Linked DNA regions of Homo sapiens: regions 1, 2, 4, 5, 6 and 7 are each linked to region 3. Evidence: chromatin contacts called from ENCODE Hi-C or POLR2A ChIA-PET data. All regions are on one chromosome and are shown on one strand. Each heading gives the region's core, a stretch centred on a gene start or an enhancer-like site at or near the end of the contact. The rest is flanking DNA. Distances are from core to core; before and after follow the strand shown.

Region 1 (2,700 bases), core at 67-2,566, 3.3 Mb before region 3:
AACATGAACTAGTTCAGCACTCCCCATTTAAGCCCATTCCTTAAATGCCACTGTTTGGGCCTGGCTCTGAAGGCTGGGGGTAGAAAAGCATGTTTCTTTGAGAGACGATTCCACACTCCCAAAATATTTGGGTTGAGAAAGCTTTTATTTTCTATTCCTCTCAAAAGTGCCTTTGCTTGATTTATTTCCCTTACATACTAAATTATCTACTATCAGGTACGGCCAAAGAATAATAAATGAAATGTTGATTCCATTCAGCAAGTATTTCTTAAATATCTACCGTGTGCCAGCACCATAAAAATCCCACACAAATCTCTCCTTTTCAGAAAATTAGATTACATCAATGCACTGATCATGCTTTCACCTTTCTATGAAAAGGCAGAATCCTAATATTTCCCTCTTTTTCCCCATAAACTTGAGTTTTCACTGTAATGATAAGGTGCGGATTTCTAGAGGTTTGCAAGTTATGAACGTCAGCTCAATCATCGTTTACTACAGTTAGCATGCCACCTTATTCTGATTTTTCTATCTGGTTTTTGTGCAATTGAAAAATTCCTGCAATTCTGTTTTCCCAGTTTGGTGATACAACAACGCTTGGAGAATTCAAAGCCTCTTATTTGCTGTATTTAATATAGCCACTTAAATTATTTAATTACTAATTTTCAGGGCACACGCCAATATAGGGTATGAAATATTCCCCCTCTTCCAAGCAGAGAACAAAAGGAATGATGCTGACCTAAGAACGCTGGTTAAAACAAAGTCCCCCAACAGTGGACTGGTCCGACAGGCAGAACAAAGGGCCCTTATATGAAGCATTTCAATTCTGTGTTTGCCTAAAGGTAAGAGGCAAATTTCACGGCTTCAAGTCCATTTCAACACAACTCCAAGTTCACTGTAAATAATTTCTAGGACACCATTTGGATATAAATTCATCAAACTACATCCTAGTCAACATGTTTTATTTTAGCTACTTACATAAAGTTCTAACATTCATGTAGAAATACTTTAAAGTACAGAGAAGAGAAAAATGGTCCTTTTTCTGACCACAGGTAATCAACAAACTGAAATATGTGGCAATGACATAAAACGTGACGTAAAAATGTAACAGACACCTGCAGCTTTTGGTACTTTTAGCTTTTAGGAATCTATAGTAAATAATGCACTTCTTCCAACAAGATCCTCCTATGAAAACCGAATGGCAATGCTTTCATGCCAGTCTAGAAAATCGGAGCAGAGCTATCTATTATTAGCATAGCACAATCCACTGCGCCTCCTTGAGGGACCGTTTCCAGCTACACAGGCGCCTTCTATGCCCTCAATGGATGAGAGTGAAACGACGACAACACGCCCACAACAAAGCAGGTTACACCAGCAGCAGCACAAGGGCTGTGCCTCACTCCTAAAGAAGCCACGCATTACTTTAAAACAGTAATACAAATTACAATCATGATTCTAACACTTCCTTTTTACCTGCTGCATAGCAATAATGAAGGAAAAGGTTTTCATCTTTTAAATAAAATATTTCAGAAGATAAAAATCTTATTTTGAGTATTATGTGATCAACAAAATGGCTGGCCTGTAGTAGATATATGAGTCACTGTTCAAAACCTTCCTGCAGGAAAAGAGTCACTGGAATATTCCATGTAGAAAACTTGCAATCAACCATTCCGTAAGTCCAATCCATTTCATTCTTCCTCCCTTAGTTACGCTCTTTGCCCATGCTGTACAGCTGCACAGATTTAGAGAATGAAAAAGTAGTAAAGAGTCAAGGGAGAATCAGGAGAGGGAGAGGGGTCATTTGGAGAATGCTTTCATATACAAGAGAAAAATGGTTTCTGAGTGCCCGCTGCTCTTCGTGGAGCCACAGTATCTCACTTTCTCCCCGAGGGGGATTCCATCAGGTAGGGCCCTCTTATCTCAGAGTCAAGGACATTGTAGTCAGATTCCAGGAGTGTACAATGTCACCAGCATAGACTTAGTGGGCAGAGCTCCAGGGAGGCACCAGGACATTTGGACATACTTTATAAATCATTTGGACATACTTTATAAAGAATACTGCCGCCAAAGATGAAGATGGAAGTATTAATGCATTAATTAAGACATGTGCCACAGTCATCAGGCATGGCTGTCACCAAGGCAGGCGTCACACATTCTAATAATGTTTACATCACTTTTGTGGGGCAATATTCTCATCAGAAAGTACCTCACACAGGTACTAGGAACAGAGAGAGGCATATCCCAAATCCTTGTGAAGATGGTCTTTACCTTATAGAGCTTATAATTAGAAACAGCAGCTTGTGTGCCAAACACTTTGTTGCCATTTCCAGCGTTTAAAAGCTGGGCAGCAATGCACAAAAAGTCTGCGGGACTAGCACAGGAAGAAATATCTATTTGTTGTTTATTCAAGTATTTAGACAAGACCTAATGTTTCATAATCAAGCCAAAAATGAAAATATGCAGACCAAATGCACAACAGAAAAGAAAACGAACAAAAACCCAAATCAAAAAATCTTAGAAGTGTGTTATACAGTGAAGGGTGACCAAATGAAGATATTACCTCAGACACCTCCAGAAGGCAGGCACTGCGGCTTGGCTGCAGCTGCGGCCCAGACAGGGACACGGATGAAGAATGAAGACATGGCACTAACATTCAAGCATTAGGTGACCGATGATGCCACAGATGAAGCAGCAATTAACGCA
Region 2 (2,700 bases), core at 140-2,639, 4.0 Mb before region 3:
TTATGATTACTCTAAACTTTTATTCTAAGTGTTACAAAGTACATTAAAGGAAAAATAATAAAAGGGTGAAAAGAATAAAGGGCTTTGGACCTGGTATGAGTCAATTTTGAAAGAGAAAACCCTGGTGATCGTTACTGAGGCTCACAAAGCATTCCCTAAAGACCGTTAGTAACTAATTTTCTAATGTATCTAACGCCGCATACCAAGTAGGATGATTTCTGGAGCAACCAGTACATATTTGCGGAGGCCAAATAAGGTTATTTGGAGACTAACTGTCGTGGAACTAGTTTTCATCCTACAACCATGAAAACTGGGATTTCCCCCCTTTCCCATCTTTTACGGTTGTCTTATGAAATGTTCCACAAATTCATCTTACTCCCCAAATTTCACTGGAAAAAGTATTCAAGTAACTACGACCATGTCGAAATCAGGTAATAGAATTAAAGGACTTATCTTTTCCTAAGGAGTTAGAAACCATCATGCATCAAAATTGTTTCGCATACATCACGCCCAAGTTTCTCGTTAAGGGAGATGGCACTGACAGCGACCAGGGCAGAGCCGAGCCTCTGTAGAGCGGTGCCAGGGCCCCGAAGGCGCCGGACGCCCCGCGAGGCAGAGGCCGGTAGCGGTGTGGGGGACCGGGCACCCGGAACCACCCCCACCCCGGCTCGGCCGACGCGGGCTGCGGAGGACGCGGGCCGGCCCAGAGATGGTCTGGACCAAAGCGGCGCAGAGATGCTGCTGGCTCCCGGCGTCCGGCCTGTGCGCCCGCGCCCAGCACCCCCACTTTGTCCTCCGCGCAGCCGGGCCCAGGCTTCTCCCGGCCCCCGCGAAGCTCGCCGCGGCCCCGGGCCTCTAGAGGGCCGAGCTCGGCGCCCGGCCCCTTCCCAACCAAGAGGCCAAGAGGCTGCACAACCCCCCAGCCGCTCCCACTCACCATGCGCCACGGTCCCGCGAAGTCGCCCACCCCTAGATCCCCGCCGGGTCGGCCGAGCCCGGGGCGCGCTGCGGCGGCTTTGAGTGCGAGGCCAGGCCGCGCCTCCCGCCGTCCCCTCAGCGCAGCGCCCGCGAGCCTCGGGCACCTTAAAGAGACAGGCCCGCCCGCCGCCCTCCTCCCGGCTCCTTGCTCCCCGCCCCTGCTCCCCTCTTCCCCTCCGCCCCCGCTGGGGTCCACAGCCGCCAGCTCCCGCCAGGAGGCGTCTCTCACTCCCCCGGCGCTCCTGTCAGCGCGCACGCCCCCATCTCGGCCCCGCCCACTCCCCCCGCCCCTCCCAACGCCACGCCCCCTCCGCGCCACCCGGTTTCGCCCCTCCCTCGTGCCACGCCTCCACCGCAGGCTCCCGCCCGCCCGCCGGCCCGCAGGCCACGCCCCCAGGCGCACCCACCCCAGCTGCTCAACGCGATTTCCCTTCGCGCTTCTCCGCACCGGGATCCCCAGTCCCTCAGGTTCCGACAGACCCTCCTGTCAGGCCCATTCTCCGGGCCCCCTCAGTTGCAGTGTTAAGATCAACAGTGTTAAGATTAAAGCCTTGTGATGTGCTAGCCACTACGCTGAGGATATGCCGTGTACTAAAATTCCTCAGGACTCCTCACAGCTGCCCTGTAAGGAAGCGGCCATGGCCGGGTTCTAGCGATGCGAGGCCGAGGCTCGGGGCGCTGAGTAGCCTAGCGCGTCGCCGAGGAGAGCTGGCACGTGAACCCCTTGTCGTTTGCCGTCAGAGGTAGGATTTATATAAAATGCGCGTTTCCTAGGTCTACCTCAGACCTACTGAATAAGGATCTCCAAGGGTAGAGCTTTCGAACTTCGTTCACCAATTCGATAAAACTTGCCAGGCTCCTTGTGAGTGGCTGGCGCTGAGCTCTGCATCGGAGCTCTGCATCGGGAGTCGAGAAGAGGGGGCGCCATGGATCCGGGCGCGGAGGTCGCGCAGCCTAGGTAGAAGGTGCGCGGTTAGCACGTAGGTTAAAAACATTGAGAATGACACTCAGTTCTTTCCCACAACTCTGGGTTGCTTTTTTTTTTTTTTCTTTTGAGACAAGGTCTCACTCTCACCAGGCTGGAGGGCAGTGACAACATCAGGCTCGCTGCAGCCTCCACCTCCTAGGCTCAAGCAATCCTCCCGCCTCAGCCTCCCGAGTAGCTGGGGCTACGGGCGCGCACCACCACGCCTGGCTAATATTTTATTTTTTTGTAGATATGGAGGTCTTGCTATGTTGCCCAAGCTGGTTTCAAATTTCGGGGCTCAAGCGATCCTCCCACCGCGGTCTCCTAAATCGTTGGGATGACAGGTGTGAACCATAGTGCCCGGCCGGAATTTGCTTTTTAAAGAAGATTCCAGGGTGATTAAGTTAGAGCCCGCTAGACCAGACCGTCCGCGGGGCACCTTCCCTTGGAAATGATGACCTAGTGTCAAACCCTTATGCTGGTAAATCGTAAATGCCTACCACCCACCTTTGTTGATTGGAAGGAAACAGAATGAAAACAGCTGATTGGCTGGGGGTGGATTGCATTACTGATGTTAGCCCACTTTTGTACAATAAATATGGGTTTTAAAAATCATCCTTGAAAATTATCCTAGAGAAATAATTAAGGGTATACCCAAATTTAAGTATAAGAATCTTATTCTTGGCATTATATACTAGTTAAGTGAATTAGGAAACTTCCGATCAATGCACTAATTCAGCCATTAAAAAGTGATA
Region 3 (2,700 bases), core at 102-2,601:
TGAGGTAAAGCAACATGAGCGACTCTAAGGCGGCGCGGCATTGCTGTCCGGCCTCCTGCATCTCGGTGAGCAGAAAACGCGGGAGCGGGAGGGACTTCCCAGCTCCCGACGCCAGACACAGGCACAGCCGCCGCGTCAGAGGGAAGGCGACGTGGTTCAACAGCAACGGAGCCATTACTGGCGCTGAGCAGGGATGTTAAGGACAGAGCCAAGTTATCAGAGCTCTCCGAATCGAGTCCAGGGTCTGGACTGCCACAGACGGGTCGCCGCCTCCAGCCCCTGGACTTTTCCTTGGAGTGTCCGGGCGCGGACCTACTAGCTCCGAAGCCCTATGGGTGATCCCTTTCTGCTGGGCAACTGGGGTTGCGCTTTACACTACAAATCGAAGACGTCGCTTTTTCCATTTGTTCTGCAAGTGTTTATTGTGCACCGTCCACTCCCCCACAAACTCAATGTGCCGGCGGCAAGAGGCAAGACCGCAGACCCGTGGGCGCGCCTCCCGGTGTCGGCCGGTGTGCGCGGAGGGCGAAAGTGGCCGGGGCGCCCGCTCCGAGACGCGGCAGAGCCCCGCAGCCTCAGCGCCCGGCCTGCGCGCGCCCGGGGGAGGCTCTGGCCCACGCACATGCACACGCACGGGAGCGCTGGCTCCCGCGTCCCCGGCGCTGCGCCGGCGCCGGGCGCGGGCGGAAGCCCACGAACCAGGGCGGGAGGGAGCTTGAGGCGGGGCGGGTGTCCGCGAGCAGCGCTCGTGCTTAAGTTCCCTGGCTCCCGAAGCCCCGCCCTTGCCCCGCCCACTCCTTCTCCCGCGCGCGGGCTCCGCGCGCCCCAAGCCGCGCGCGTGCGCGCGCGTGCGCAGGCCAGGGCCCTCCGGGGGCGGCCCCGTAGTCTCCAACGAAAGCGTCGGCAAGGGCCCGGATTAACCCTTTCTTTGCTCGCCCACTTAGAGACCCGGTCGGGTTCCGTGCCTGCGCAAGCCGGCGGCGCGCCTTCCCCCCAGCCCGCACCGCGCATGCACGGGAAGGGGGGGGCGGTGGGGGTGTTCACGGCCGGCTAGACATTCTGTGCTCGTGCAGGAGGAGGGCTGCTACCATCAGGGACGTGCACGATTTCCCCCACCCCGCCCCCTCCCCAAACTCCAAAAAAAAATCCAAAACACACTGCCACCCACCGTGCCCCCGCGCCCCGAGCCCCTCCGGTCCCGGCCTGCGTTTGCTAGCGAGCGCGGGGAACCCACGGCAGTGTCTGTGCCTGTGCCAGGCTGCAGGTAAGCGCGGGCCAGGGTGCGGAAGGGGCTGGGGCCGTCCGCAAGGCGGGCGCGGGGGCGGCCGGCGGCTGGCGGGGCGGCCCGGAAGACGCGCGTTCTCGCCGAGCTCTGGGGCACCAGCCAGCTCCAGGATGTGCGGCGGCCGCCAGCGGCGCGGCGCGGTGCGAGCGGGGACGGGCGTGGGCCAGGGTTGGGCGTGGGGCCGGGGCGCCCCGGGGGCCGCGCGGGCCGGCGAGCGGGCTCGGGGAGCGGCCAGGCGGCGGCGGCCCCGCGCGCGCGCTCGCAGAGCCTCGGCGGCCGAGTTCATGGCCGCCCCCGCTCGCACCGCCGCAGTGCACCGCGGTGGGGGTGGGGACGGCCCGAACCCAGCGCGGAGCGCGGCCCGCCGGGCGCCGCCCCTCCGAGCCGCGGGCCCCGCCGCGCCGCCTACAGCCGCCGGCGGAGGAGGGGGCCGGGACCCAGCGCACGCACTCCCGGGTGCGCCCGCGGAGCTTGGGTTAGCCGGCCGCGCGCCGCCCCCGCCCCCGGCCGCGGGAGGGCGGGGGAGGGCCCGGCGCGAGCTGGCCGGGGAGTGCGCGGGGCGCGAGCTCCGGGCTCGCGGGCGGAGCGGGGCGCGGCGCGGCGCGGGGCTGCGGAGCCGGCCGCACGCCCGCTCCCGCTCGTCGCGCCGCCGGGGCCGCCGCGGGCCGCAGTCCCTCCCTGCGCGCTCCGAGCCGCGGTCCCAAGCCTGCGCTCGACGTCTGATTATGAAAGGGAAAGTGGCCCTTTCACCACCTGGCTCCCAGGCTGGGAGCTTTTGTCTGGGAAGGAGTGCAAACGGCCTCCTCCACTCCCCACCTCCCAGGCCCAAAGAAATTGAGAGGGAGGACTCGATACGCCTTGAGGGCTTCTTGGGTCTGCGCTTGGCTCCCTGCTTCCTCCCGACTCCGAAGTTGCAAGCTTGCAACAAGGAAGTCGTGCAGCCGCCATTGTCGGGCTGCCCGGGGCAGGGGAGGCGGCTGCAGCTGCTTATGTAAGTTTTTGGCTTTGCGGGAAGCCCGGCTCCCTGCACTGTAACGCGGCTTAGCGCGCCCGCAGTTTGGAGAGCAATTAGGAAGGGGCAGCCTTATTATGAAGGTGGTGTTGGGGCTACGTCTTTTCCTACACCTGCCTACACAGATGCTGGCAACAGCTGTCTTCCAGTTTTGACTCACCTGAACTGAGCAATTGGACATCTCAATGGCAAGGGGGGCGGGGCGGGGAGGAGGCGGCTTTGGACACACATGGTCTCTCTTCCAGGTCTCATACATCTTGAGAGAGAGAGGGGAGAGGGGCGAGTGGCCAAGTACACACTAGCCAAAACAACAACAACACATTGATATGTTGTCATAGCTAGTCTAAGGCCACTCCTCTCTCTGGTCCCATGCACTTTTATCCCACAAGCCCTAGGACGAGTT
Region 4 (2,700 bases), core at 95-2,594, 4.7 Mb after region 3:
CATCGTGACTTTCTTCAAGGTCACGCAAAGTTTAAGTGATTTTTACTGTCCCACATTCCAGCATGTCCTCTTCTATGCATTCATTTCCCATGGTAGTTCATCATTCTCTATTTATGGCATTTTTATTAGGTAACAGTATCTCATCTCTTCCCGATAATTGTGCTGCTGCATATTTTTAGAAACTTTTCCACCCGCCATTGTCAGGGACTGAGGAGTTGCATTAATGTTGAGTTTGAAAATTCTGTTCTTGCATCAGGCAGGTAAAAGTGGCCTTATTAGTATTTCTGTTTTCAATGTCTGGAGAAAAGTCCCAGGGAGAGAAAAACAAGATAAAGCATCATGTTGTCCACTGGTAAAATCTGTACGTGGAAAGTAGGCTAAGCTAGAGTAATCGGTTTAAGGTAGCAGTTAATAGTGTCTGCAGCTCTTTACTTCGTTAACCTCAGTTAACCAGGACCTGGCACAATGGGGATTGAAATCAGGGGGCTTATCCACAGTTTCCTCAAATACTGATTTTATCAAGTTGGGCTGATAATTCCATAAACTGTATGAGCATTGATAGTTAGATGTGATCGTTTTCAGAGTGATTCTTTTTCTGCTTGGGTTTATTTATTTATTTATTTTGAGACAGAATCTCACTGTGTTGTCCAGGCTGGAGTGCAGTGGCGCAATCTCGGCTCACTGCAACCTCCGCCTCCCGGGTTCAAGCGATTCTCCTGCCTCAGCCTCCCAAGTAGATGGGATTACAAGCATGCACCACCACAATCGACTAATTTTTGTGTTTCACCATGCCGGCCAGGCTGGCCTCCAACTCCTGACCTCAAGTGATCGGCCCCCCTCGGCCTCCCAAAGTGTTGAGATTACAGGCGTGAGCCACCACACCCGGCTCCGCTTAGTTTTTGCCAGTAGTTTTGCAGGGATGGTGTGTCTCCCCGCCTCTACCTCCTCCTCCTGTTTTGAAAAAGAGAATAAACGTATTGGAACAGCCCAGGAGATTGCCTGAGTTTTGCTGGCAGCCTCTGAAGCAGCCCACAGTATTTCTACCTTCCCCGGCAAGAACAGTGGCTTTGTTCTGTCCGCGCCGGAGGGGCCGGGCGTCTGCGGAGCTCGGCCTTGGACTTGGGAGCGGCTTTCTCTGGCTCTCCGGAGAAATGGGCAAGAGCGGCGAGGAGAGAAATCTGGGGCCCGGAGGATGTTCTCACCTGTCATTCCTAAGATGCGCTTGAGTGCTGCCCCCTGGAGGCGTCTGTGCCACCGGCTGGAAGTCAGCCGAGGGCACAGGGTGTCAGCAACCTCCAGGGTGGAAACCAACCCCGCGGCCCGGGCCTGCAGGTGACGCAGGGTGGGCGGGGCCTGCAGACGCCGGGTGGGCGGGGCCTGCAGGTGACGCCGGGTGGGCGGGGCCTGCAGACGCCGGGTGGGCGGGGCCTGCAGGTGACGCCGGGTGGGCGGGGCCTGCAGACGCCGGGTGGGCGGGGCCTGCAGGTGACGCCGGGTGGGCGGGGCCTGCAGACGCCGGGTGGGCGGGACCTGCAGGTGACGCCGGGTGGGCGGGGCCTGCAGAGGACCTGCGCGTCCGGATCTGAAGCGAGCAGAGCCCTCTCTACTCCAGCTGAACGGTGATGGTCGTCAGGAAGGAATGTGGGCTCACTGTGGAAAGAACATTCAGTTTTTCAAAAGAAGACAGAAATAGGGATGCTTATGTGAAATTCCTGATTTTTCAAACTTGGCAACTTAATTCAGTTAAAAAAAAAAAAGCATTTCTATGGCAGGACCACGAGTCATAGGTAGAACGCCTTGTACACATTAGAAAGAGAGCCTCGCTCTGGGCAGATAAAGCAGGAGGGGAAAAAAGTAGTGGGTCAAAGGTGCCTCTGAGCAGTTGCTCCCCTGCCCGACTGCTGGGCTTAATGCGATGGTCATGGCTGGATGTCAGCCTCCCTGTGGGGACACTGACACAGCTGCAGCAGCCCTGAGAGAGTCGCCAAGTGGGCCTGCCCATGCCAGGTGCTGTCCTTGGGCCCCAGGTTCACAAACTCTGGATGCTGGAACAGGTAGCCAGAGAGGGCAGGAAAGGCAGTGCAACTTGCAAGTCTACCCTTGTTAAAGGGCCCTACAATTGTAAAATTTCATGCCCCCCATATCCCAAACATCCTCTCCGTATTCCTGGATGATGAACGTTGGCTTGGGAGGCATGTTTACTCTAGGCAATATTTTTCTGAGGTTATTATACTCTGTGTGTGAGGAAGATTCATCTATGTATCCACTTTATCTTTTGGGAGTACATTTCACCTGTTGTTATTTTTAACATCTTCCCTTGATTGACCTGCTCGTGCTGGACCTCTTTAAATTATTTCTAATTCTGACAACATCCTGACAAGGTAATATAATTCCACTTACTTTACAAATAAAGACACTGAGGCTTCAAGAAGTAATTTTTCCCCAGACCAGCTAGGAAATGGCTGTGCAGAGCTTCAAACCCAGGTCTGTCTTACTAGGAGGCTGATGACTTTGATACTTCTACCTGAGATGGCAAAGTCTGTGTCTCTTCTCCCTGACGTCATCTAATGAAGATCTATGCTGTCTGAGCACTTAATGCCTAAGAATCTTCCATTTGGTGCCTTCCCCTTTCCCCTTTTTATATCTTTATAAATTTAACAACAGCTCTTTTGTATAGCAAAGAATGCATCTTTGTGGCAC
Region 5 (2,700 bases), core at 152-2,651, 3.7 Mb before region 3:
ATCTTTGCTATTGTGAACAGTGGAAATATGGTACATACACACCGTGGAGTACTATGCAGCCATAAAAAGAAAGAGATCGTGTCTTTTTGGGAACATGGATGGAACTGGAAGCCATTATCTTTAGCAAACTAATGCAGAAACAGAAAACCAAATACTATGTATTCCCATGTATAAGTGGGAGCTAAATAATGAGAACACGTGGACACAAAGAGGGGAACAACACACACTGGGGCCTACTTGAAGGCAGAGGGTGGAAGGAGGGAAAGGATCAGAAAAAATAACTACTGGGTATTAGGCTTAGTACCTGGGTGATGAAATAATCTGTACAACAAACCCCCATATCATGAGTTTACCTATATAACAAACCTGCACATGCATCCCTGAACCTAAAATAACAGTTTTAAAAAAAGAAAAAGGTGGAAATAGTTGTGTTCATTTCCTGTGGTTTCTGTAACAAACTACTATTAATTTAGTGGTTTAAAATAGCACACATTTATTCACTGCTAGTTCTGGAGGTCAGAAGTCTAAGGAACACTGCCTTCCTGGAGGCTCTAGGAAACAATCCATTTCCTTGCCTTGTTAGCTTCTTGAGGCTGCATGCATTCCTTGGTTCATGGCCCCTTCCTCCATCTTCAAAACCAACAGTATAGCATCTTCCAAGCTCTCTTTTTTTCGGACTCTGACCCTTCTGCCTCCCCCTTAGAAGGTCACCTGTGGTTACATTGGGCCCACTGGGGTCATCCAGAATAATCTCCAATCTCAAGATCCTCAGTTCAATCACATCTGCAAAGTCCTTATTCCACATAAAGTAACAAATTAATAGGTTCTGGGGATTAGCACATGGACATTTTTGGGAGGCCATTATTCTGACAACCACAGAAGTATATTAATTTTTGTTTATATTTGCATAATGATACACTGGAAGGATGTATTAAAAAGCAGTAAAAGTGGTTGCTTATGGGGGCAGAGAGGAATGAGAACAGCATGGAAGTGAGAATTCTTAATGTATATCATTTTATGAGGATTTGATATCTGAATATATGAGTGAATTATCTATTCAAAAATAAAATGAATAGTAAGTAGGGCCTGTTTAGTTTCAGGTATCTCTAGCTAGGGACACTTAGATTTTTATAAATTCAGATGTCATGGACATAACACTAAAATGGCTGAATTGATCCTATAGATTCGGAACCACATGAGTTTACTTACATGCAATGAACTATACATTCTACACACAGCAAGTTCTGGAATCTGTCTTCAGTTCCTTCTCACGAAGGAAATGTGAAGTCAGTGTGACTAACCAGTGGCTCCGGTTCACCCTGGGACATCTTAGTATGGTTCAGGCTGCCCAGCTCTTCCTGTGGGCACGGTGTTCCCTGACTTCAGGATTTTAGGATAAGCTGCAGCCAGGTCGTGGTCTTTGCTGTGCACTCACTTACGCTGGGGTGATTTGCATTTTCAGCCTCTCCCTGTCAAATGAACTGCACTGGGCCAGGTTTCAGGAACTCTGCGCCCACCTCACTGAGATAGGGGGAGGGAGGATAGGTCCTCGTGTCCTTAAAGCACTTTAGTCCCTGAGGCTGCTGCTTGGTGTTTGTGTGTGAGCCAGCTCTGACTCACCAAATCGAGAAGAAAAAACTTCCACCGAGGACAATGTGCCAAGGAAATGTGCTCAGGCCCACGCGGCAGTGAGTCCAGCAGTTGGGACGGAACCTGAGAGGAGGCAGTTGGGGAAATAAACAGAGCGCCAACTCAACAGTCAGCGCCCCTGTGCATCGCAGCGCAACCTGCGATGGGAGAGGTTTCTCTGCCTTCGTGGCCGCTTCCTTAACAGATTCATGATTGGCAGGTGGCCTGCGAGCTCTCACATGCGTGCGGTGGGCGCCCCAGGGACTGCCCCTCCTTTGGCAGGAGCCTGGTTTGTGTTTATTTTTGGTTGTGCCAGAGGGAAACTGCACTTTGAGGAAGAAAAACAATTGCTGGTTGTTTAGGAGGAGCAGTCTAATCCGAGACGGCCTTGTCTTCTGCAGAAAACAAGCGGGGCGCAAATCAACCCAGGCGCAGCCAAGGGGCCGCGGTCGCGCTGAGTCACAGCCCGCTCAGAGCTCAGCGTGACTCAGGGCTGGCCGCCTCCCTGAGGCATCTGTGAGTGATCCCAGCCGCAGGAGGCGGCATCTCTTTCGTCTACGGCTCCTCCAGACTCATTTCCTTCCTCTGGAGGTTCAGGTGTCCCTGTGGGGCGTGGTTGGGGGTACGAGGCACCTCTGCGTGCAGTTCCCAGAGAGCGCCCACCCGGCAGGGCCCTGGGCCTCACGGCCTGGCTGAGGGGCTAGGCCTGCCTGGCCCCGCCTCCGCCACAGGCTGTGCCCTCAGACCTTGCCAGCATCTTTCCAACACACCCATTAGTCTCAAGGTCAAGTCGGGTGAGAGGGCCTGGAGGGATTATAACAATAGAAATGTAAGACAAAGTAGCAAATGTAAGAAGCCACGTGCCTCCTTTCTGCCTGCAGTAGAATTTCACAAAGCCCCAGACCCCTGGCAACTTGCAGCTCTGGGGAAAGACGCTTTGAGGACAAAACAGGCTACAGCACACGACCCCCAACTCTCTTGCCTGAGTCACTATATTCCTTAAAACATAAATGAGGCCAGGAGCAGTGGCTCACGCCTGTAATCCCAGCACTTTGGGACTCCGAGGCCGGA
Region 6 (2,700 bases), core at 66-2,565, 4.6 Mb after region 3:
TTAGAGGCTTATTGATTTTATCAATGTTTTCAAAGAACCAGCTTTTGTTTTCATTGATTTTTCTTTGTTGCTTTCCTGTTTTCAATTTCACAGGTTTCTGCTTTAATTTTTATTATTTCTTCTCTTCTGCTTACTTTGGATTTTCTTTTTATTTCTTTTTATTTATTTATTTTTGAGACACAGTCTCACTCTGTCGCCCAGGCTGGAGTGCAGTGGTGCGATCTCGGCTCACTGCAACCTCCGCCTCCTGGGTTGAAGCGATTCTCCTGCCTCAGCCTCCCGAGTAGCTGGGACTGCAGGCGCCCGCCACCACGCCCGGCTAATTTTTTGTATTTTTAGTAGAGACGGGGTTTCACCGTGTTAGCCAGGATGGTCTCGATCTCCTGACTCGCCATCTGCCCGCCTTGGCCTCCCAAACTGCTGGGATTACAGGCGTGAGCCGCCCAGCATCTTTTTTTTTTTTTTTTTTTTTTTGAGTCGGAGTCTTGCTCTGTCGCCCGGGCTGCAGTGCAGTGGCGCGATCTCAGTTCACTGCAAGCTCCACCTCCCGGGTTCAGGCAGTTCTGCCTCAGCCTCCCGAGTAGCCGGGACTACGGGCGCGCACCACCACGCCCTGCTAATTTTTGTTTTTAGTAGAGGCGGGATTTCGCCGTATTGGCCAGGCTGATTTCAAACGCCTGACCTCAGGTGATCCGCCCGCCTCGGCCTCCCGAAGTGCTGGGATTACAGGCTGAGGCACGGTACGGGGACCTCATCTGCATCAGTACGGGTGTAATCAATGATGACCTGCCTCTTAATTTATCAGGTGGCAAACTGAGGCTGTGGGCACTGAAAGAGACCTAGCATTTTCTAGGGCACCGCTCTCCTGGGTACGCTGGCGACAACCAGCGGCCTCGGCTTGGGAGCTGAGCCACTGGCCGGAATCTGCCGCTGAGCGAATGCACTCGCTCAGACCCGACTTCTCCCTCTAGGGCGCGGCTCCCGGGCAGGTCCCTTCACGAGTCTTCCATCCGAGCAGAGCAGGGTCCCGCGGAGGCGCCGACCGGGCGCGAGGCCTCCTGCCTGCCCAGGTTCCCCGGCGACCCTGAGCGAACCCTCTCGGGGTCAGCTCCGTCTAGGCTGAGAAGGGAACGGCGGAAGGCGGAGTGCGCCCCCGGGAGCCCGGAGCTGGGACTGCAGCTCCCATGGGGCCAAGTTCACGGGGTGCGGCCGCGCGGCCAATGAGCGCCCTCTATGCCCTGACGGTGCCCCGCCTCGCGGCGCTGCCGCGCTCCCGCCCTCCCGCCCTCCCGCCGCGCGCTCGGGATCCCGACCAGTCCTGACCGCACGGGGGCCGCGGCCACGGGGCGCAGGGGCCATGGTGCGCGGCAGGATCTCCCGGCTCTCGGTCCGGGACGTGCGCTTCCCCACGTCGCTTGGGGGCCACGGCGCGGACGCCATGGTAAGCGCGGACGCCATGGTAAGCGCGGACGCCATGGTAAGCGCGGACGCCATGGTAAGCGCGGACGCCATGGTAAGCGCGGACGCCATGGTAAGCGCGGACGCCATGGTAAGCGCGGACGCCATGGTAAGCGCGGACGCCATGGTACGCGCGGCTTGCGGCCCGGGTCCCTCCCGCCCCGCCGACTGCAGCTCTGCGGGCCCCGGGCAGCTTCCCGACTTCGAACCCATTGCTTCTGTAAAGTGGGAGGCGCGCCTGGGGGAGACACTCGCTTTTCATGCCTTGGAGCAATTGTATAAGTATCCAGAAACTTTCCACTCTCCTGGGTTTTTTCTTTGCTGGAGTTTAGAATATCCTGGTTTTACTTTTACGACTCACATTTTGCTGGAAATGGTAGAATGCATAATAGGCAATAGCAGCAAAATGATTTTGTTGGGTTCCCGCCAGTGGAAACCCTAGAGCACAGCGCTCGCTGGCTTCCTCTGTACCCTGAACGCGACGGGGTTGGCGCTGAGGGAGAACGGGAAGCCCGGGGCTGGGAGTTTTGAGTGGTGATCCCGCTTCCACAACTTGCTGTGTGACTTGGAGAAGTTCCAGACCTCTCTGGGTCTCTTGGACCCGTCTGTGTAATGAAGGTGTCACAGTCGGGTTGAGAAACCAAGCGCGTGCTAACTGCGTCACATGAGAGGGCGCTCTCGTGAAATTACCCGCAAACACGCTTAGAAAGGACTGATGCAAATGTCAGTTCGTCTTAAGAGATGTAATAAAGTAAGGGCAGGAACTCTGACTCCTACCTAAATATTGAAGGTCTTTTTTGCTTACTGAGGGTGTTAGAATGTCAGGCCTTCCCTCCCCTGCCCCCGTCTAGAGCGGTGTTTCCCAAATACAGTGGGTTCTGTGCAGGGTTTTCAGGGAGCCTGTTCCCCACTGGGTCCTCACTGCCCCTCGTAGTCCACTGATGAGATTGGCCGCGCTAGAAAAGCAGAGTTGTATGGGTATGTAGTGAATGTGTGAAAGTATGCTGGGAAGTGAGGAACGGCAATGTTAGGAAAATGGTTACCAGTAGGGAGGGAAGGAAATGGGGTCACGGAGGGGACCACGAGGTCTCTAATTCCCATTGTAATGTTTTACTTCCTAAATTGGGTGGATGGCAAGCTGGTGTCCATTACATTATCTATACTCTTTTTGTACCTGAAATGTTTTATAAAAATAGATCTCTCGTTAAAGTTATTAAATGCAAAACAATGTCCTTTTTGAGA
Region 7 (2,700 bases), core at 201-2,700, 4.6 Mb after region 3:
ACTTCTAATAGCAGCGACTTCTTTACCTTGATAAACCACAGCAACTCCTCCAAAACACCCTTCCAGAACACACGTTTGGTTGTCAGCAGAGGGAATTCATCTGAAAAACAATTTGCCATACGGTTTCAAGATGGGAAGACAGATCATGCCATCCAACTTTCTTCAGGGAAGAAAACTGCCCTGGGACGTGAGGCCCTGGAGCATCCAGAAAGCCTAGACTCCCGCAAAGTGGGCCAGAGATCACGGTGGAGCTCCCAGGCTGCAAGTCCCATCAGTGGCCCGATTCAGGCTGAGACAGCACTTCTGTGCCCCGGTGACCAGTGGACACAGGAATTCCACACAGTGAGATGGTGGCGAGGGCAGGGATGAACATGTGGCAAAAGGGAGGAGCTATCATCCACTGCCCACTAGTGCTAATCCTGTCACAAAGGTGTGAAGACAACACCAAGCATGTGTCCCAGGAACAAAAAGGGAGGCATCAGAAGTGTCGAGCCACAGAGAAATGAAAGTGTAAAAACTTATCTTTAAATGCAGTCCTCGTTCATCCGCACTCGCTTGTGGTACAGTTTATATTCAGACAACAGAGAGATTTTTGCAAGCACCTGCTTTTATCAGAATTGCCTACTAAGCATTATTTTCTCCATTTTTAACATATAGGGAAGCTATATGAGAAGTAACTTGCTCAATGTCTAAGCAGAAAGGTGGGTTAAAAATGAGGTCTATGGCTCATCAAAGGCCCCTGGGCTTGGAGCTGCAGAAAAGTGGATCCCTCTCCTCAGACAAAACTCCCCACGCTGTCCCACGCCAATCAGCCACAGCAGCTGCTATGTATTCGTCTCTAGATGGGTCCGTGGGCCGGAGGGCTTTTCCGCTAGCTACAGTGAATCTGCTTCACCACGAATGGGTTTCCCCATTCAAAACCACCTCCACCCCTGTGTCAAGGCTGCGCTCCATTTATCTGAGCGGTCAAGGTCAGCCCCTGGCTCACACACCTTCGAGTCCCCTCCCCCGCGCAGCTGGCGCAGGATCCAGGACGGCAGGACGGTGTGGCCTTAGGGAGGGCCAACGGCTGCCTAACGTCCTGTGCCCACCCCGCCCCGCCCCACTGTCCCCTGAAAGCCTGGCGCCAATGACCCGCGAGACATTTTTTGCCTGGGGTGCTCCTGTCGGAAAGGAAAGAGGAAAGGACGACTAAGAACTTATACTCGAACTCCCGAATTTCTCTTTTCAAGGTTTAAGAGGAAAGCTGGTTCGTGGGGATTGGATGGGAGGCCACCAGGAAACCAAGTTCCCGCGCCAGCTTCAGTGCTCTCCTCTTCCCGCCGCCTTTGCCCCGCCCACATCACTTTCGCTCCAGTTTTTGAAAACGCTGCGAAGCGGAATGGTCCACAGGGGAAAACGGAGGAGGGGCCAAAGCCAGGACTTTGAGACCGGCGCGCGGTCAAGCCCAGGCAGCTCTCCCTAACCCTCCAGCACTGGGCAAACGCTGCCCGATGACGCCCGCCTCGGGGGCCACGGCATCACTGGGGCGACTGCGAGCCCGGCCGCGGAGCCGCTGGGACGCGGCTTACCTCCCGGCTGTCGCTGCTGTGTGTGTTGCCCGCGCCAGTCACGTCCCTAATGGGACCCTCCGTTTCGGCGTCTGTAAGGCGAGGAGGACGATGCGTCCCCTCCCTCGCAGGATTGAGGTTAGGACTAAACGGGGTCCGCAGCGCCCGGCAGCTCCCGAGCGCTCTCCCCAGCCGCGCCTCCCTCCTTCCCGCCACCCGTCCCGCAGGGGCCCGCGGCGTCACCTCTCAGGCTGTAGCGCGCCTGCATGCCGAATACCGACAGGGTGCCGGTGCCCGTGCGGTCGTCCTTCCTGACGCCGCAGCGGAGGATGTGTTGGATCTGCCCCAGGTACTGCAGCTCCCCGTGCGGCGGACGCGGCTCGGCGTCCCGCTCCTGTGCGGCGGGGGGCAAGGGCCGGCGCGGCAGCTCCGAGCCGGCCACAGGCATGGCGCGGCGGGCGGGGGACGGAGGCAGGCGAAGTGGCGCGGCGGGACGGAGGCAGGCCAAGTGGCGCGGCGGGACGGAGGCAGGCCAAGTGGCGCGGTGGCAGGACCCCTTCCGCGCGCCTTTTCCCGCGGCCGTCCCGCGCTCCGCCTCTTCCTGCTCGGCGGGGTCGCGGCGGCCCCCGCTCTAGAGAGCGTGCGCCAGGGGGAAACGCAGGAGCCACGGGTGTGGCACAGAACGGAGCCCAGGGCCACAGCTGAGAGTCTTAGGAAACCCGGGAACCTGGATGCAGGTGCGGTGGCTGGGAAGGACTGCGCCCTTTGGGAACCGTCTGGTCGACCGCGCCTTCTCTAAGCCAGCAGCACAGTTCCCACGTTTTCCTGCGGTCTTGTCAACAAAACTGCTGTTTGAGATCTGTTTCCTACAACTAATAAGGGATTTGCATTTCCATTTCTTCGTTCTCACTGAAGCAACCGAAGCAAGTGGTATAATGCAGCTTTTCTACTTGATTAAAAACCGCCAGGGCGCTGGACGCGGTGGCTCACGCCTGTAATCCTAGTACTTTGGGGGGCCGAGGCGGGTGGATCACCTGAGGTCAGGAGTTCAAGACCAGCCTGGACAACATGGTGAAACCCCCGTCTCTACTAAAAGTACAAAAATTAGCTGGGCGTGGTGGCTACTTGGGAGGCTGAGGCAGAAGAATTG

The links. A loop is a pair of places that touch in the nucleus more often than their neighbours do. ChIA-PET counts read pairs that join two places held with the same protein, here RNA polymerase II (POLR2A). Pooled maps may share reads with other maps.
Region 1: a pooled map shows a loop between it and region 3 (7-fold over the local background). The contact joins the enhancer-like site here to the promoter of ZBTB14 in region 3. A Hi-C loop is called at or near these places in 1 of 168 maps with a recorded cell type or tissue (ascending aorta) and 4 of 50 pooled maps. POLR2A ChIA-PET finds 5 or more read pairs at or near these places in 1 of 52 experiments (MCF 10A).
Region 2: a map of CD8-positive, alpha-beta T cell shows a loop between it and region 3 (5-fold over the local background). The contact joins the promoter of TWSG1-DT here to the promoter of ZBTB14 in region 3. A Hi-C loop is called at or near these places in 3 of 168 maps with a recorded cell type or tissue (CD8-positive, alpha-beta T cell and naive thymus-derived CD4-positive, alpha-beta T cell) and 16 of 50 pooled maps. POLR2A ChIA-PET finds 5 or more read pairs at or near these places in 2 of 52 experiments (CD4-positive, alpha-beta T cell and CD8-positive, alpha-beta T cell).
Region 4: a loop to region 3 is called in a pooled map, with 11 times the contacts of the local background. The contact joins the promoter of CLUL1 here to the promoter of ZBTB14 in region 3. A Hi-C loop is called at or near these places in 6 of 50 pooled maps.
Region 5: a pooled map shows a loop between it and region 3 (3-fold over the local background). The contact joins the enhancer-like site here to the promoter of ZBTB14 in region 3. A Hi-C loop is called at or near these places in 1 of 168 maps with a recorded cell type or tissue (posterior vena cava) and 2 of 50 pooled maps. POLR2A ChIA-PET finds 5 or more read pairs at or near these places in 1 of 52 experiments (activated CD8-positive, alpha-beta memory T cell).
Region 6: a map of naive thymus-derived CD4-positive, alpha-beta T cell shows a loop between it and region 3 (8-fold over the local background). The contact joins the promoter of ENOSF1 here to the promoter of ZBTB14 in region 3. A Hi-C loop is called at or near these places in 2 of 168 maps with a recorded cell type or tissue (naive thymus-derived CD4-positive, alpha-beta T cell and vagina) and 10 of 50 pooled maps.
Region 7: a loop to region 3 is called in a map of OCI-LY7, with 7 times the contacts of the local background. The contact joins the promoter of TYMSOS here to the promoter of ZBTB14 in region 3. A Hi-C loop is called at or near these places in 1 of 168 maps with a recorded cell type or tissue (OCI-LY7), 2 of 37 single-sample maps with no recorded cell type and 9 of 50 pooled maps. POLR2A ChIA-PET finds 5 or more read pairs at or near these places in 2 of 52 experiments (OCI-LY7 and activated naive CD4-positive, alpha-beta T cell).

What each region holds. Positions count from the first base shown.
Region 1 is chr18:8,625,852-8,628,551 of GRCh38, reverse strand. The region is part of intron 2 of RAB12 (RAB12, member RAS oncogene family); the gene reads right to left. Among named protein-coding and RNA genes, the nearest start is that of RAB12-AS1, 9.1 kb to the left of the region's middle. Within about 2 kb of position 1,316, at least 4 of the 41 ENCODE cell types and tissues checked have a DNase peak (open chromatin) inside an H3K27ac peak, as active enhancers do.
Region 2 is chr18:9,333,158-9,335,857 of GRCh38, reverse strand. It overlaps TWSG1-DT (TWSG1 divergent transcript), which reads left to right and starts at 1,389. Exons shown (of 3, transcript NR_183523.1): 1 at 1,389-1,721. It overlaps TWSG1 (twisted gastrulation BMP signaling modulator 1), which reads right to left and starts at 1,085. Exons shown (of 5, transcript NM_020648.6): 1 at 938-1,085. RefSeq lists enhancers at 485-534, 297-797 and a silencer at 595-1,384.
Region 3 is chr18:5,294,377-5,297,076 of GRCh38, reverse strand. ZBTB14 (zinc finger and BTB domain containing 14) reads left to right here and starts at 1,351. Exons shown (of 4, transcript NM_001243702.2): 1 at 1,351-1,425. RefSeq lists enhancers at 143-302, 20-705, 1,394-2,080, 2,081-2,700 and silencers at 513-932, 1,013-1,952.
Region 4 is chr18:595,632-598,331 of GRCh38, reverse strand. CLUL1 (clusterin like 1) reads right to left here and starts at 1,344. Exons shown (of 10, transcript NM_001393344.1): 1 at 1,203-1,344. RefSeq lists an enhancer at 364-863 and silencers at 1,286-1,405, 1,466-1,595.
Region 5 is chr18:9,016,677-9,019,376 of GRCh38, reverse strand. No RefSeq gene overlaps it. Among named protein-coding and RNA genes, the nearest start is that of NDUFV2, 85 kb to the left of the region's middle. RefSeq lists enhancers at 1,552-1,661, 1,822-1,891, 1,112-2,311, 2,036-2,700 and a silencer at 2,342-2,441. Within about 2 kb of position 1,401, at least 29 of the 41 ENCODE cell types and tissues checked have a DNase peak (open chromatin) inside an H3K27ac peak, as active enhancers do.
Region 6 is chr18:711,245-713,944 of GRCh38, reverse strand. It overlaps ENOSF1 (enolase superfamily member 1), which reads left to right and starts at 1,315. Exons shown (of 16, transcript NM_017512.7): 1 at 1,315-1,441. The coding sequence starts at 1,358. RefSeq lists an enhancer at 540-1,119 and a silencer at 1,071-1,390.
Region 7 is chr18:657,041-659,740 of GRCh38, reverse strand. It overlaps TYMSOS (TYMS opposite strand RNA), which reads left to right and starts at 1,450. Exons shown (of 2, transcript NR_171001.1): 1 at 1,450-1,899. It overlaps TYMS (thymidylate synthetase), which reads right to left and starts at 2,088. Exons shown (of 7, transcript NM_001071.4): 1 at 1,794-2,088; 2 at 27-100. The coding sequence starts at 1,998. RefSeq lists enhancers at 1,376-1,495, 1,363-1,862, 1,863-2,364 and silencers at 1,726-1,775, 1,946-2,125.